Regions from separate parts of the Homo sapiens genome. Here region 1 is linked to region 2. Evidence: chromatin contacts called from ENCODE Hi-C or POLR2A ChIA-PET data. All regions are on one chromosome and are shown on one strand. Each heading gives the region's core, a stretch centred on a gene start or an enhancer-like site at or near the end of the contact. The rest is flanking DNA. Distances are from core to core; before and after follow the strand shown.

Region 1 (5,090 bases), core at 860-3,359, 190 kb after region 2:
CATTAACTAGATTTCGGAGTCTAGCAGGTGCTCGTTTAGGCAGAGAGTATGGGCCTCCTTCTCCCTACAATCCACTGAAGACACACTGAGAAACAGGGCCCAACTCACTCTTTTTCTAGTCTCTTTATGACAGAGTAACACCAGCAGGTACTGGAGCAGAATGCGCAGCACTGAGGTGTGCCATTAACCAGAGGTGCCCAGGCTGCTTAGACACTGGAATCCCTGCAAAGTTCTCAAATCACTGTACCCAGGCCTCACCTCAGAAAATTAAATTTCTGGTGGAGGGGCTCAGTTGTAGGTGTGATTTAAAAGCCCTCTATCTTATTCTAATTTTTGGCCAGGGCTGACAACCACTGGGTGAAGCTACCCGTTTTCCTTGTTCACAAAAGAGAAACTATAATTACTTATTAAACTAGTGGAGTGACACTGATCAGCAAACTGATACTAAATTGCAATCTCAGAGTATATGATAGGTTCCCCTCCTTCTCCAGCTCTCCTCACTTGTGCCTCTGCTGTTCTCCTAAATGAGAAATCGCTGGGCCCATTTACATATGGAGGTAAAAATAACTGCCTGGGCCCGGAATGCAGATGGGATGCAGAAGATGGTGCATTTCTGGCTGCCCCTGTTTGGAACCCTAGCCCTCTGGCCTGATAGGGCTGGGATATTAATAGGAGTAAGATTCACAGGTGCACAAAGCACAGGGATTTCACTGGTCATAGCCAAGGGATATCTGGCTGCCACTCTAACACTGGGGCTAAAAAGACAAATCCCATTTCAAAATAGAACCAGAGAATGTGATCTTTAGGAGGGACCTCAAAAGTCATTTAGTGCAACATACATCTTAGGCTTGTATCCTCATCCATCCCCTCTTTCAAGTGGTTGCTCACCCTGCTTAGCTTTGAACATCATCAGTGATGGGGAGCTAACTACATAATGGGTTTGTGGAAAGCGGATGGGTTTTGGACATATAGATGGCTAGTTTAAAATCCCATGTCTATCTAGAAGTAGCTGAACAACCAAAGGAAGGTTTCTCAATCACCAAAGGCCAATCTCATCCAAAGTGAGGATAAAAACCACTTTATCTTGCACAGTCATTGATATTACATGGGAAAATTAGATTCAACAAATGTTCTTTCTTTCTTTTTTAATTGAGACAGAGTCTTGTTATGTTGCCCAGGCTGAAGTGCAGTGTCACAAACATAGCTCACTGTAGCCTCAAACTCCTGGGTCCAAGCAATCCTCCCACTTCAGCCTCCTGAGTAGCTAAGACTACAGGCATGTACTACCACATCAGGCTAATTTTTTTTTTTTTTTTTTGTAGAGACAGGGTCTTGTCCAGGTGGTCTCAAAGTCCTGGGCTTAAGTGATCCTCCCACCTCGGCTTCCCAAAGTGCTGAGATTACAGGTATGAGCCACTGCCCCTGGCCAATAAATGTTACTTCTGACTAGGGTATCTCAAAGTCAGCATCATTAACATTTGGAGCTAGATAATTCTTTCCGTGAGGGCTGTCCTATGCTTCGTAAGGTATTTGGAAGCATCTCTGGCTTCTGCTCACTAGATATAGCAGCAACTCTCACCCCTCAGTTTTGTGCAATCCAAAACTGTCAAACGTCCCTGGGAGGCAGGTGTGGGGTCAGGGGGAAGAAGTGCTCCCAGTTGAGGACTACTGTCCAATCCTACTCCCTCCCCTCCACTCTGGAAGGTGTCCATTCCATCTTTGGGCAACTCTATAAGAATGTTCTAGTAATCTGGTGTTCATTTTTCTTTAACTCCTATCTCCTTGAAACATCAAAAGAAAAGTAATGTAAGTTTCTGTAACCAGAAAGTGGCAGGACTAGGATTTCAACCAGAATCTCTTCCATGCTAACACTCAAGAGTGAAACAGTTATTTGTTTCCACTATTTCTTAGTGGCTAATCTCTACCACGGGTCAGGATGGCTTAATTTGAAGAAAGTTACATCCTTATCCTCTAGCTGCTTTTCCTTTTGCCCCCAGAGTACTTAGAAAAAGATCAGCAAGCAAAGCTCCATGTACCAGAGTATTTCCTTATTAACGGGTAAAACAGAGAGTGTGACATAGTTCACTATGTGGCTGCCAGGGAAATCCCCAAGAAGCTGAGACCAAAGGCGGAGCTCCTTGCAAGACTGAGTTGTGTTTAAGATCAAGAGCAAAAGTTACACAGTTTCCAGAATAAGGAGCCAGGCTACATAGGGCTATTAATGGGAACACACAGTGGGGCTAGCATCAAAGCCAGGAAAGCCCAGGAACATGAGAGAGGAAATGTGAGGGTGCTTTAGAGAAAAGCCCAGAGGAGCAAAATGCCCCAAATATTCACTTCAATGTCGTGTCAAAAGCCTTCAACAATCAAACTACCAAAAACAATAAGAATGAGCATCCTAGGCACCAACCTTTGACTCTTTATGTCTCAAAACACAAGATCAACCTGGGAGAGAAAAGTTCCATTCATTACTCATGACTTTTTCCAAGAATCACTGTGTACATGGGCTACAATTCAAGTGCCCATGCTTGCAAGAAGTGGTTGTGCACCTCTGCCATTTGGAAAACCCACCAGGATGAGTCAAGTAAGGCCCCAGGAGCAGGGCTGCCCAGTGCTGACGGCAGGTGTCTACTTCACTTTTGCATTCTGATGCCTCTCTTGCCTCACCCTAGTCTCAGTCCTGAAATCCACTTCTGTTGCACTGCATGCCCTCTACTGACGACTACAAGGTAGAAGAGATGAGGAAAGCACTATCTCCAAGAAGTACATCACCTCGAAGCATGTGTTCAAAGTCACAGGTGGAGATCTGAAGTACGCCGTGGGAGGGGTCCTCCCAGGCCTGGGGCATGGAGCCTTGGGTACTGTTGCTTGCTGGGAAAGAGCTAGCTAAATGGGCACCAATCCTTCCCTGGACAAGGGTCCTCATCTGGAAAATGGGGCTAAGACCATCTGCGTGTTCTATTTCATAAACTGGTACATATCTCAGATGTCAGGGTATATGAAAGGCTGCTGCAAGTTACTATTGAATGTTATTAAGCTACTGTCAATATTTTAAATTGACTGTTGAGAAATAGGAGTAGTAGTGGGTCCCTGCCAAGGCTGGCCAACTGGAAAGCATACAGTTATTTTCAGAAAGCCAGTGGTTCAATTCATCTGGTCTCCAATGAAGGAACTGTTGTGTTGCAGAGTTCAGTGTGTGCAATTTGAGAAACCCTGTTCTATTCTGTGAGGACAAAGTATATGAACGAGCTTTAAAAAAAGTGGGATGGAATGTTAGAAAGTATCCCTTAAAAAATAATTTCATAAAGCAATGAAAGGTAGCATAAGGAGCAAGATGCAAGACTAAATAAGGCTAAAAAACGTGCTCTAACCTCAAAACGGGGACACTCTCTTGGGATTTTAGAAATGACTTCTTTTTTTCCCCTTTAAAACATTATCTAGTGGGAAGCTATTCACCAATGTGTATACATGATACACTGAAGAGGCCATTTACGTATATGCTGGTTGTATGAAACATGAAGCCTATAATCCCAAAGAAAATTGTGTCATCAACAGTAATCCTCAGGCTAGACGACAAAAGATTCCGAAATCTACAAAGTAACTGGGATACCAAGCAGCACTAACCCAGGAGCTTCAGTTACATTCTCTCACTATGCTGAAGTTCTTAGTGAATCCCCCTATCACCGGGGCAGGGGCAACAAGGGGATGTGATGCGTTCCATCACACTTCCAAGTGCACACTGGTGGGCACCTCCATAGGGCGCCTGTAGGGAATCAAAGGGCATGGCACCAGTGGTAACTCACCTCTGATGACAGAGCTGGGCTTGGGGCCTGGGCACAGTTTCTTGGTCATCCTAAACATTAATGGGTATTCTGCATTCAACTCCATGATATTTCAATGGCTAGAACTAAGGCTGCAGAAATACGCACCATGTTTCTACCGTACGATTCACAGACAACAGCTTGAAAAAACACAGGCTGCTCCAACAATCACAGGGACCCTGGCAGAACTGTTCAGCTGCACTCCCTCTGACCCTGAGTAAGCTCCCTAGCCTCTCTGAGCGTCTCTCAAGTGGAGATAATAGTTTATAATCCAATGCATTATTAGAGGAATCATGAAGATATGCACAAAACTAGCATAAGGTCTGAAAGACAGCAGATGTCTGAGAGGTAAATTAGACTGTTATTCTACAGGGTACCTCCCTGGAAAGAAAACCAGAGAGAGTGACACATTGCAGGGGGCACTTAGGAGCTGGCCTACATAGTCACAGCTATAAACTATATAGATGATTCCCACATAACTTTCAACCTTCCCATTGATCAAAGCGCCCAATTTCATTAAAATTCAACTTCTAATGACTATATTCATGGGCTGAATTTTACTAGAACACGAGGAGGAGAAGGGGTCAGTGAATAGCAATGGCCCAGGAGTTCAGATACTCTGGGCTAAACTGATATATTCAGACACGTAAATGAGCTCTATAAGTTGTCATTCTTTTATTGATTTAATCATTTGAGCTCTTCCATAGTTTAAAGGAAAGAGTACTGAGAGAGTTAAAGGAACCTGGTGACTAACACACTATGGAACCCAAGGGAAATCACCTAAACTTTCTGTGCTGTATTTCTGTGCTGTATAAAACGTGGGGCTAAGACTCGGCGATTCAAAGATTCTTTATACATGTACAATTCTCAGAGCTTATGAGATACACCCTGCTGTAATAATACCAGTTTCCTTTGCCCTTAGTGTCTATTTTGGACAAAGTTTAACTGAAAAAAATTCTCTAATAATCTGTAAATCAAGCAATATGCACATACTTCCAATTTAGAATCTGAGGAGCAAATCTAGTAAAGCAGACAGAGCTGCACACAGGGGCAAACCTTGTCCACTGGGCCACAGACTCATTCATCCTGGAACCCCTTGCACCTAACAGAGCCCAGCATATACTGGAATTCGGTAATACTGCACTGAACTGAGCTGGGACTCTCTGACTGCCATGTGCAAAAAACTCCAGGCATGGCCTATACAGAGTTTCTCTGCTCTCATTCCTGAGTAATTCTGAGAACTGAGCACTGAGAAAGACAGCAAAAAGA
Region 2 (5,218 bases), core at 230-2,729:
AAACTGATGAAAAGGTAAAACTTCTCCAAACAGAGCATAAGAGGTGGTTGAGAGACCTCTTTAGAGGCTCCTGGGAACCCCTCTGGAGTGGAAACCAGTGATCAAGCCCGACCTCCTCACTTCACAGGTGAGGAGGCATGGGGCATGGGGCATGGGGCATGGGGCAGCCTGCTTGCTGGCAGGAGTCAAGAAGTCTTTCCTGCTTGAAGTCAGCACCCCAAAGTGAACGGCAGATCCTCAATGCTGGGAGGCGAGGCACAATTGAAAAAGTTCTCCAGTGAATGTCAAAGCTGCAAAAGGGAGATAACTCATGAGGACAGACTTGGAAAGGGCTCAAGTTCAAGGGCACTCTGCAGACAGGAAAGTCCAGGTGGGAGGCAAATGAGCTGGGGAAGAAAGGAAGGCGAGCATCGCAGACTGCAGACAGCAGGAGAGAAGATGGAGGAATAAGGGTTGATCGAGCAAGTTCTCTTGATTCTTAGCAAGCAACTGTGAGTGAGCTTAGTTCATTCATGATGCAAAGGGAGAGTCGCAAGTTCTATGGGGGGGCTGGTACCTGGCAGGGTTCAGCTGGGGGAACAGCACCACCATAAGAAGCAGTGCTCCGTGTGTCATTTAAAAAAAAAAATTCCCATATGTCTCAATCAGGACCATATATTTGGCTGCTGACACCCCAGTCATGCAACCTGTTTTGCTGTCTTGTTCAATGAAGTCAAAGGCTATGATCCTATTTCAGGAGTAATTACTCTAATCTCATAAAATAAAATAGAGAATTGTCATGACTTACTCATTTTAATTCAACTTTACTTCATTGTATGTTCCTTTTAACAGGAGTATGTCATATTTCTCTTGGGAGCCAGAGATATAATTATGTCTGGAAACACATCCCCTGTGCCTCAGCCACCTCAATCTTTTGGCAAATGTTGAGTACAAAAATTTCAGGTTACAAAGTATGGCAAGTAAGATTGTTTTGACATCCAGTAATCCATTTTCTAGATAGACCCAAGATACTAACCCGTTGAACAAATTTCTAATTGGAAATTACACAAGGAAAAAAGGCCTAATTTTATAACTGGAGATTTGGAAACGTAACCTAACCAACTCCAGACCGATCTAAAGCCATGCGTGCAGTGGAGCCGAACTGCAAACTCATGCTTCTCTCCAGCCAGTCGGGGAGTTCCCGGGGAGGCGACGAGATTGCAGTTCAACCACCAGAGGGCACCAGAACCAATACTTTGCCCTTTGTAGTCTCCCCTAAAAAGCCAATTTCCTGTTGCCAGATTGAAATAAAACAAAGAAAAGTACCATTAGCAGATTTCTTCCCTGGCAGTAAGCATTAGACCAAAATAAGATTAATATGGACAGCCGTAAAGGACACCCCTCGCAGTGGCTGCCAGCCAGCCTTGCATCTTTCTACCCTCGGAGGAAGGAACGACGAGGCTTAAGGATGTGTGGCTTGTGTCAAGCGTCCCTGACATGGAAGCCAAATTCCCGAGACCCTGGACAGAAGCCTGGATGATTCATTCATGTAGCAGGAGGACAGTTGCCTTGAGAAAGCAGGCTCCATTGGGGTCTGCGTGCCTAGCTCTGGTCCTGGCCATGAACAGGAGAAAAGATCAAAATAGACTCCCACACTCGGCCAAGCTGAGTTCCAAAAGAAAGGCTCTGCCTTCAATGCCCACAAGCAGATGGAGGGGACGGCAGCCACCTGGGATGCTTTGCCCAGTCACAAGGCCGAGCCACCACCGTACCTGGAGAGGAAGCGCCAAAACAAACTTGGAGGTGGGAAGAAACAATCTAATCCGAAGAAACACGCCCCGAGAATAGGCTTATGTGCATGAGTGGTGACTCCAGGCAGACTATTTAAAGCAATGCATGAGTCTGCCAGGAGAGGAAACAAAGGGACATTGGAACAGAATTCCTGATGCCTTTAAAGTGTCTCATAGCAGGGCCATGTCACTATAGAACACCAAACATTTCAGCTGAGTCCCCAATGCCAGGCATCAGCGGACCAATCTCACAGGCCTGTCAGCTTGAGAAAGGCAATTTTATGCCCCAGATAGCTCCTGTCCCCGCCTGCCACAGGGTCATCTGTCCTGGAAGGCCACCTGCATCCCATCTTCATCCGGTCAGCCCATTCTGTAGTAGGGCTGGCTGGCCCGCTGGCTGATTTATGTGGCCAGTCTTTGCCATTAAGGAAGTTTGGAGGCTGGAGGGAAGTCTGAAGGGAACAGTGGTGATTTTCGCAGTTTTTGGCAAGGCAGACCCTACTATAGCAGTGCTCTCAGTGTATGGGGGAGTCTCCCAGGCCCAACAGAGCCAGCCAGGACATGCCCCCTCCATGGAGGGACTAGCACAGCAGTATCCTGGCCTCTACCCAGAAGTCTTACAAAGGACAGTTCTGTTGAAATGTCTGGAATTGGGATCCATGGGTTCCTCCCACTCCTGACCCTATTCCCTAGTTGTCCCTCTGCCCAGTCCATTCCCCAGGACCTGAGGACTCAGGGACAGGTGCTGCATCGCTTGTCATCCAGCTTCAGAGATGAATCTGAACAGAGAGAACGTCTAGAGAAGTCTGGTAGATTCGAGATCACCCCTGCAGGACAGACTGGTGGCCAGTAGGAGACAGAAGCACGAGGCAGGTACAGGGATGGCTGAGAGGGTTGGGGTGACAGAGCCTGAGTGGACAGCATGGGGTGAAGACCAGAATAGACAAGAAAAAGGTTATCACTGCCTTCAGGAAGGTCTAAGCCAATGTAGTGTCACCAGGTGGGAGCCTCATGACAGATCAGAGAGGGAATGTGCTGCCAAGATGCCAGCAACTAAACAAGTTTGTCGACTAAAGACAAGGAAAAGTCTAGAAGGTAGCCAGAAAAGGAGGTGTGGGGAATGTGTGCGTGTGTGTGTGCGCGTATATATGTCTGTGTGCGTGTCTTTGTCTTTGTTTCTGTGTCTGTGTCCCTGTGTATGTGTGTGCATGTGTGTCTGTGTGTATATCTGTGTCTGTGTCTTTTTGTGTCTGCCTCTGTGTGTTGTGTGTGTGTGTGTGTCTAAAGAGACCTTGCCTGTTTGAAGGCAGAGGGGAAGGAGCCTGTGGGAAAACAATGAGGGACTAACGGCGGAGTGATGTTCCAGAGTGGTGAGCACCCCTCGTGAGGATTCAGAGTTTGTCAATACGGAAGGCCCTGCAGCCCTCGCTGTGCAACTTGGAGCACACTGGAAATGTGGCTTTGCCTCTATCCACCCTCACTGCCACCCAGGGCGTCAGCCCAGCTGCTCCTCTGAATGGTGAATTCTCAAAAAGCCTGTACCTAGTGGGAATGCTGACGCGCTTCTCCCTCACCTCAATTACCTGCCCTGTGGCCCTGCAGAGGCTCCTGTAACCGCCCCACAAGTTCTCCTTGCCTGTATGCCTAGACAGGACATGGCCGATTTATCAAGATGGGAACTGCAACAGAGAAAGAGTTTAATTCACATAGGGCCAGCTGTATGGAAGACTGAAGTTTTATTACTACTCAAATCAGTCTCCCTGAAAATTTGGGGATTGGGGGTCGGGAAGTGGGGGTAGTGCTGATTGGTCAGGTGGGAGACGAAATCGTAGGGAGTCAAAGCTGTCCTCTTGTGCTGAGTCAGTTCCTGGGTGGGGGCCACAAGACTAAATGAGCCAGTTTATTGATCTGGGAGGCGCCAGTTGATCCATCGAGGGCAGGGTCTGAAAAACATCTCAAGCACCAGGCTTAGGTTTTACAATTGTGATGTCATCCCTAGGAGAAACTGGGGAAGTTTAGAACCTTGTAGCCTCCAGCTGCATGACTCCTAAACCATAATTTCTAATCTTTTGGCTAATTTGTTAGTCCTGCAAAGGCAGTCTAGTTCCCAGGCAAGAAGGGAGTTTGTTTTGGGAAAGGGCTGTTACCGTCTTTGTTTCAAAGTCAAACTATAAACTAAGTTCCTCCCCAAGTTAGTTTGGCCTCTGCCCAGGAAAGAACAAGGAGAGCTTGGAGGTGAGAAGCAAGACGGAGTCAGTTCAGTCAGATCTCTTTCACTGTCACAATTTTCTCAGTTATAATTTCTGCAAAGGTGGTTTCACTCCCATTTGCAGATAAAACCAGCACAGCCCTTTGGGGATCAGAGCTCTGGGGCTTAGGACAGTGGGCGAATCTCAGGCTGCTTATCTGGTGGGTGTCTACCTACAACGCCCCCTCCTCGGTTCTTTGTCTTCAATTCGTTTCCATTTCAGATACTAACGAATGGACTGTGTGCTTCCTGCATATTCATGGGGATGGGACTCATGCGACCTCAAAAACGGACCCATAGTAGATGAGTGCTTCTCCCCCTCCCCTGGGCTCTTCTCTGAGCTCTCTTCTTCGGGACTCCTGTCTCACAGAACCTCCTGGTTGAGGGTGCCATCAAAAGCAATGAGAGTAGAAACTGTGCAAATGTACAGGGATTCTAGAATATGTTGCCAGCAGACGCAGAGACCAGACTCATTGAAGGTGGGGCACCTCTGCCCTCCTCTCACATTTTTCTGCAGAAAGAGGGAACTTTTTGTATTCTTTTTTTTTTTTCTCCAGCCAGGGAGGCTATGAGGGAACATAGAGCCAGGGCTTGGTTTCTGTTGGGGGTAGCTGGGACTGTGGCTTCAACTGAGGCCTGAGGGAGGGGCCATAGCACTGGGCAAGAAAGGCAGAGAGTGCCAGGAACCAAGGGGAGGGGCTGGACTTTGTTCAGAGGGAGATGGGGCCATCCAAGCAGTTGCTTGGCCATGACAAGATCTGACCTGCACCACCTGGACCAGGCGGAAAGCAGGGGCGAATTGCCTGGAGGCTCCCCTGACTGGCCCAGGGAGGGGCAGTGGTGGCTCAGATGGCATTTGTTCAGATAAGTTGCTGAAGGTTACCTGCCCCAAGAGAAGGTCACCTTGTAGACATCCTCAAGGGGGACAACTTCTCTAGAAAACACAGATCTGGTTACACTACCACGTCCCCGCCCTCAAAAGCTCCATGAATTTTTAAAAGTGCTTTTCAAAGTAATTATGTGAAACAAGATTTCTGTTGTCAAGTAATTTTGGGAAACCCTAGGTTGAATAAGTTTAGGAAGTTTCTTTTTTTCTTTCTTTTTTTTTTGAGACGGACTCTCACTCTGTCACCAAGGGTGGAGTGCAGTGGCACAATCCTGGCTCACTGCAACCTCATTCAAGCGATTCTCCTGCCTCAGC

The links. Hi-C counts contacts between places; a loop is a spot of excess contacts on that map. ChIA-PET counts read pairs that join two places held with the same protein, here RNA polymerase II (POLR2A). Pooled maps may share reads with other maps.
Region 1: a map of naive thymus-derived CD4-positive, alpha-beta T cell shows a loop between it and region 2 (6-fold over the local background). The contact joins two enhancer-like sites. A Hi-C loop is called at or near these places in 3 of 168 maps with a recorded cell type or tissue (naive thymus-derived CD4-positive, alpha-beta T cell, posterior cingulate gyrus and prostate gland), 1 of 37 single-sample maps with no recorded cell type and 9 of 50 pooled maps. POLR2A ChIA-PET finds 5 or more read pairs at or near these places in 1 of 52 experiments (activated naive CD4-positive, alpha-beta T cell).

Annotation. Positions count from the first base shown.
Region 1 is chr18:58,300,575-58,305,664 of GRCh38, reverse strand. All of the region lies in intron 5 of NEDD4L (NEDD4 like E3 ubiquitin protein ligase), which reads right to left. Among named protein-coding and RNA genes, the nearest start is that of MIR122HG, 140 kb to the left of the region's middle. Within about 2 kb of position 2,109, at least 3 of the 41 ENCODE cell types and tissues checked have a DNase peak (open chromatin) inside an H3K27ac peak, as active enhancers do.
Region 2 is chr18:58,489,979-58,495,196 of GRCh38, reverse strand. All of the region lies in intron 12 of ALPK2 (alpha kinase 2), which reads left to right. Among named protein-coding and RNA genes, the nearest start is that of MIR3591, 41 kb to the right of the region's middle. RefSeq lists a silencer at 1,179-1,228 and enhancers at 1,005-1,504, 1,505-2,006. Within about 2 kb of position 1,479, at least 11 of the 41 ENCODE cell types and tissues checked have a DNase peak (open chromatin) inside an H3K27ac peak, as active enhancers do.